Linked DNA regions of Homo sapiens: region 1 is linked to region 2. A link is an interaction called in ENCODE POLR2A ChIA-PET data of the cell type or tissue named here. Cell type or tissue: HepG2. All regions are shown on one strand. Each heading gives the region's core, and the rest is flanking DNA. Links, peaks and the distances in the headings are about the cores only. Region 1 has its middle 18 kb from the start of CST9L. Region 2 holds the start of CST3 (cystatin C).

What was found. ChIA-PET counts read pairs that join two places held together with the same protein. Peaks named below come from ENCODE experiments on the same cell type or tissue, not always from the same donor. Only the 100,000 strongest peaks of a DNase experiment are listed, where the experiment ranks them.
Region 1: POLR2A ChIA-PET joins it to region 2 with 20 read pairs; 3 of 35 experiments call an interaction of 5 or more read pairs at or near these places.

What each region holds. Positions count from the first base shown.
Region 1 is chr20:23,584,882-23,587,782 of GRCh38, forward strand. It overlaps the pseudogene CST9LP2. Among named protein-coding and RNA genes, the nearest start is that of CST9L, 18 kb to the left of the region's middle. In HepG2, for the core only: no CTCF peak of the experiment used is centred there; DNase peaks (open chromatin) are centred at 1,220, 1,700, 2,120 and 2,390; H3K4me3 peaks cover 1,127 bases.
Region 2 is chr20:23,636,778-23,639,678 of GRCh38, forward strand. CST3 (cystatin C) reads right to left here and starts at 1,178. Exons shown (of 3, transcript NM_000099.4): 1 at 843-1,178. The coding sequence starts at 1,085. RefSeq lists silencers at 713-962, 993-1,332. In HepG2, for the core only: no CTCF peak of the experiment used is centred there; DNase peaks (open chromatin) are centred at 652, 945 and 1,264; H3K4me3 peaks cover 1,727 bases.

The DNA of each region.
Region 1 (2,901 bases), core at 168-2,667, 52 kb before region 2:
TGGAGGTCAGGTGAAAGTTTTGACAATATGCTGTAGATGAGGCTCCCTCTGTCCCAGGGCTGAGGTTACCCTGAAAACTCTTGGAGATCCAACACCCTCCCGGGCATGTGGCGCCATCCTCTGGGAATGCAGTTGCAGGATCAGATGCCTGCTGAGAGTGAAGCTGTGTCTCATCGTGGGAGAGGTGGAGGTGAAGCTGGAGACAGGGGATACATTAGTGGGGTCTGACTCAGCCTGTGTCTGCCCCAGGACCCACCATACACACCTGCTCTTTGCTCTTAATTCCTTAATCTGGAGAAGGTTCCCCAGATTTTACCTCCAGTGAACTGATGCCAGGCCCATGAGTGAGCTCCCTAATGCAGTAGCATGTTTGGGCCTCTCCCTACAATGACAGCATCTTCACTTTCAGGTATTTAGGTGCAGAAAGAGGGGCGTGTTCACTGTAATCTCTCTGTACATTAGATAGAGTCCAAGACCGTATTCTCAATGGAGCTACTGCTGGGGAGAACTAGGTGTGGGAAATTTGAAGACAACATTGATAACTGCCCTTTCCAAGAAAGCACAGAGCTGAACGATGTAAGACAGGGCAACATCTTCCCTCCTGGACACAGCTGTGGATGCCACATAGGGTGTGGTATGGGCACAGGTGCAGCTGACAAAGAGACTTAGAGGAGTTAGCCTGCAGCAGCCTCTACCAGGCTGCCCTGCTTTTGCCTTAGTGGGGAGTGCAGAGGGGAAGGCAGCCACGGGTCCACTTGTAGGCTCCCGGCCAATCTGAGTTTCCTGACTCTGCCCTGTCATGCCACTGCAGTGGCCTGTACCCAGGGCACATGGCCTTCAGACTGCTCTTGTCCGCCTGGGGTCCCAGTCTCCTAAGCCTGAGTAGAGGCTGTTTCCTCTCTGGTCTTCCTCCCCAGTCTTCGTCTGCCTTCTGAAGAAAGAGCGTGGTGGGGATCCAATATCACCTCTTTCTGAGTGTGCAGTTCTCAGGGTCCCCCTCCCCTAATCCAGAGCCTGAGGCAGGTGGAGGCTGAGGAGGGACCCCACTGCCCTCCCTCCCTCGTCCTGCCCTGGCCCCTGCTGAGCTGTAATGCCTGCTCCAGAGGATAGGGACAGGGGACAAGGGGAAGCCCAGCTCTGGGGACAGCCTACCTAGGACAGGTGGGCCCCCTCATCAAAGGATTAACTAATAGGTTAAACATTGGCCTACATCTGAGAGCAGCTCTGGGGAGACAAAGTGACTTTTGTGCTCTTGGGGGTATGAATCACACAGGCCAGCCTGTGGAGTCCCAGGAGGCCACTGTCTGGGAAGTGGGTCCTAACACAGGTTACCTTGAGTGAAGAGGGAGCCCCAGATCTGGAAGCAGCTAAGAAATGTCCCAGGAGTGGGGCTGGATGGCCCCACATGAGGATGAGAGCCGCATTCAACTGACAGCTTGGGAAATGTGCAAGGTGGATATTGATCCTTTGCTCAGAGTGGGAGCCATGAGCTTCCTGAGCCCCCTGTCCCCAGTGCCTCGCCCATGCTTTCCCTCCCAGATGCTCACCTGCTTCTTCACTTTTAGGACCCAGCCCTGGGTAATGCAGTGTGAGCTCCTGAACAAGACCTGCTCAGAGGGGTTCCCCTGATTGCTTCTCACCCACAGGCCCAGGCTCAGGCTGCCCTCACCTCTGTGGACACTGGCAGTTCTCCAAAGGTGGCTCTGCTGTAGCTGACCAGCTCCATATTTGTTTGTTCTTTTCAATTTACAATTCCCTTGGATTCATGACGGGGCATGCAGATGCTGTCAAAGTAAATTCCACACTTCTCCAGGTTCCTCATGTAGAATATAGGTCATTAAACATCAGCATTTCCAGAAGCTTTGTGTGCTAGTGTCCTGGAGAGAGGGGCCTGGGCAGTTGATGGAGTTATTCTCAGCAGGGCAGCCTCGTGGGCTCTCAGGGGTAAGTTTTTATTCCCTGTTGGGCCTCCTGAGTGGCTTCCAGAGGCACAGCTAAGGTGCGTCTGAGCCGCCATCTCAGGGCCCCTTGCAGGCTGCAGAGGGGCAGTGAGGGTGGCCTCCCAGCGCACGGGATGTGCACATGGAGCAGGACAGGGACTCGGGAATCCCACACAGCCCATGTGACATTTGCACTAATGCTCAGAGTGCATGTATACCTAATGTGTTAGCTGAGAATAGCCAGCAGCTGTGGACACCCTGTCCACATCTCCCAGATCAGGCTTCGGCATGCATTCTCTGTAAAAATTTAAGGAGTAACTATTTTGGTCTTTGTAGGCTTATAGTCACTTTCTCAGCTACCCAGCACTGCCTTTGTATGTTGAAAGAAGCATAGACAGTGCATAAACAAATAAGAGCAGTCGTGTCCCAACAAGACTTTGTCTACACATGGAGACAAGCAGACTGGGCTGCTTTTGGCCCTCGGGTCATGGTTGCCAACCCCTGACCTAACAGGCCTTCTGAGTGCAGCTGCCGCTGGTATCCCAAGTACCAGTACATGGGTAGCTCCCAACTCATGCACCTGCGACGTGCCCAGATTGGCTAGTGGCTTTCTCCGTGTAATTGGAGCTCCTCCAGCAGAGCAGGTACACCCCTGTGGTGTGGGAAAGGTCAAGTCTGAGAGTCACACTCCTTCTTCAGGAGGGAGGCAGGTGAATGTCCCAGTCTCCCAGCCTCTGGGCATCCAATTCAGAGGTGCATGTCACATGGTTCTCAGAGCTCCCCAGCAGAATAAACACCCCCGGCCCCAGTGTGACCCATTGATAACAGACACCTTGCGTTTCCCCTTCTCTGTCTCCCTTTCTCACATGTGTCCCCTGGGATCACCTCCAAATAAACTACCTGCACCCACCAGTCTGTGTTTCAGGGTCAGCCTGGGGGGACCCAACACAAGACCTGTGGT
Region 2 (2,901 bases), core at 128-2,627:
GGCCGAGGGGACAGGACAGGGCTGAACTCATGCACTCATGGCCCAGGAGCGTCCTAGGGCACGAAGGCCGTCAACAGACAGGGAAAGCTGAATGAGTCTGAGCATTAGATCATGAATGTGTCAGTGCTGATTTTCAAAATGGAATAGTGATTATGTGCGATATTGCCCTTGTTTTTAGGAAAAACACACTGAAGTGTTTACTTTCAAAAGATTCAGGCAAAAAATGCATATACAGTACATATACACACACCCATATTCACATTCGGAAAGTGAGCTGGGGGGAACAAACAGGGCAAAATGTTAACATCTGTGCTAACATCTGAGGGATCTGGGTGAAAGATCTACAGGGATGCCCTGTGCTATTTTGCAGCTGCTCTGTAAGTCTGAAATTACGGGAGAATAAAAAGTTAAAAGAAACAAAAGTGCTTAAAAATTATTTGGTGGAAGAACAAGGAGGCAGCCAGATGAGGGGCTCTGTTTTTCCTTCTCCTGCGTATTCAGCAGCGCACCCGGAGCCCAGCGTCCCAGGAGGTCGGGACAGAGCTGTGTGGGACGTCCTGTGCCTGCCCCCGCGCTGCGGCGCAGCTCGAGCTGGCTCCTGGAAGCTGATCTTAGGCGCCGGGCGCGGACCTGACGTGTCCGTGCGGTTCCAGGCCAGGCCAGACTCAGGGCATTCCCGGACACGCCCGCCAAGGGCTCGGGGGTGACAGCGAAGACCGGGAACAGGGTCCGGGTGAGAAGCCCAGGCGCCGGAGAGGAGCAGCACGGGGTCCGGGAGCAGCGCGGGGGGAGGCTGGGACGGCGGGGCCGGGGCTTCGGACCCTGCGGGGGGCGGCACGCACCTGCTTGCGGGCGCGCACCACCTGCAGCGCGCGGCTGTGGTACATGTCGTTGCTGGCTTTGTTGTACTCGCCGACGGCAAAGTCCAGTGCACGCCGCACACCCTCCTCCTCCACGCTGGCGTCCATGGGGCCTCCCACTAGGCGCGGCGGCTTGCCGGGACTGGAGCCGGCCGCGGGGCTCACGGCCAGGGCCACGGCCAGGATGGCCAGCAGGAGCAGCGGGGCGCGCAGGGGCCCGGCCATGGTCGGCTAGGACGCGGGACGCGGGGAGTGGGGCGCAGGCGAGAGGCTGGAGCTAGATAGAGAGGACCCGCTGCGATACCGAGGCGAGGCCGTGAGCCCCGCGAGGCCGGCGACTGCGGTTTTATCCCTTCCGGCCTTCGCCGCCCCACCCCACCGCGGCCTGCACTCCCTTTTCCGGAACGCCTCGTCCCTCCCACCTCCCTTCTCCCTCCCCGCCTCCCCTGCCTCTCCCCGCCTCCCCTGCCTCTCCCCGCCTCCAGGTCCCTCCCTATCAGTCTCCTCCCATCCCAGCCTCCCCTGCCCCTCCAGGCTTCCCTGTCCTTCCCCATCCATCCCCTTCCCTCCCCTCCCAGCCCCTCCCGGCCTCTCCTCTCCCTTCCCGCCTCCCCTCTCCCTCCCCTCCTCCCCTGGCCCCCCAGTCTCCCTGGCCTTCCCTATCCATTCCCATCCATCCCCTCCCCTCCCCTCCCCCTCCTCTCCTACTGTCTTCCAGCCTCCCCTGCCTCTCCTATCCTCCCCATTCCTCCCCATCCATCCGACCATTCCCACCTCCCCACTTCGGGCCCCTCCATGCCGCCACTCTTCAGGCTCCTTCTCCTCTGTCCCTTTCCCCTTTCAACCCCCAGACACCGCCTCCCATGCCCCTCATCTCCCTCCTCCACTCCTGTCCTTGCTCCCACTTCGCCCCCACCCCAGCTCGGCCCCTCTTCATCGCCCCTCCCTCGTCCCGCCCCTCCTCTGTCTTCCCTTCCTACCCATTCCTGGCCTCTCCCTGTCCCTGTCCCTCCTATCCTCTTCTTTCCCCTCTTCTCACCCCACTCCTGGCCCCTCTTCCCCCACCCCTTCCACACCTATGCCCCCCTTCTACCCACTCCACCCCCTCAGCTCCATCTCTTCCCAAAGACCTGTCCCTCCTCCCAAGCTTAGGTCACCCTGCCCTCCAGAGAGGTGTCAAGGCCCCCTGGGCCCTAAAAGCATACGACCCCCTAGCTTCATTTCCTCAGAAAAGGGAAAGATAGAGGTCTCGGCCTTCCGGAGTCTTCAGAGGTCCTGAGTATCCGTGAGCATTTGGTCAAGGTCTAGAAATCACTAAGGCAGAGGTGTGATTCCAGAGGCCACAGGAGACTCAGGCCATGCCCTGTGCTAGGGAACTTTTCAAACAGAAGAATTAACCTTTATTTGAGTAAAAAACTCTGGGTTCTCCTTTCACAACTCATTATTCAGTAAACAGACTTTTCACCAGCTTCCCCCTGCACCAGGTAGTCTAGGAGCTAGAGACGGAGCCTGGGTGACCGAGCCATGGACACTACATTGCAGGGCTGCTGCCAGACAGAAATGTGACACGAACCCAGGAGCAATTTAAAACTTTCTGGGAGACACATTTCAAAAAGTAAAAAAGAAACAGGTGAAGGTAATGTTTATAATATTTCTTACTTAACCTAATATATCCAAAATATTATTTCAACACATAAGAAGAATCATTAATAACATAGGTTATTTTATTTTGGGTGTGTGTACTGAGTCTTTGAAATTCCCTGTGTATGTGGGTGTCAATTGTACTGGCCCCATTTCAAGCACCCTGTGGCCACATGTGGCTGGTGGCTGTGGCACTGCACAGCCCAGCATTAGGGTGTGTGGGAGGATGGCGAATAGTGATCAATAATTAATATCAGGAAATTAGTCTCTCTGTTGGAAGTGAGAGTATGGGATAGAGAGAGATGATGCCACTGGACCTGGTCAGGGAGGACTCTATGAGACTGGAAAGGTGAGAAGCCCTGCCTAGACAGGAAACAGCCCCAGGCAGCGGGAAGGGCCA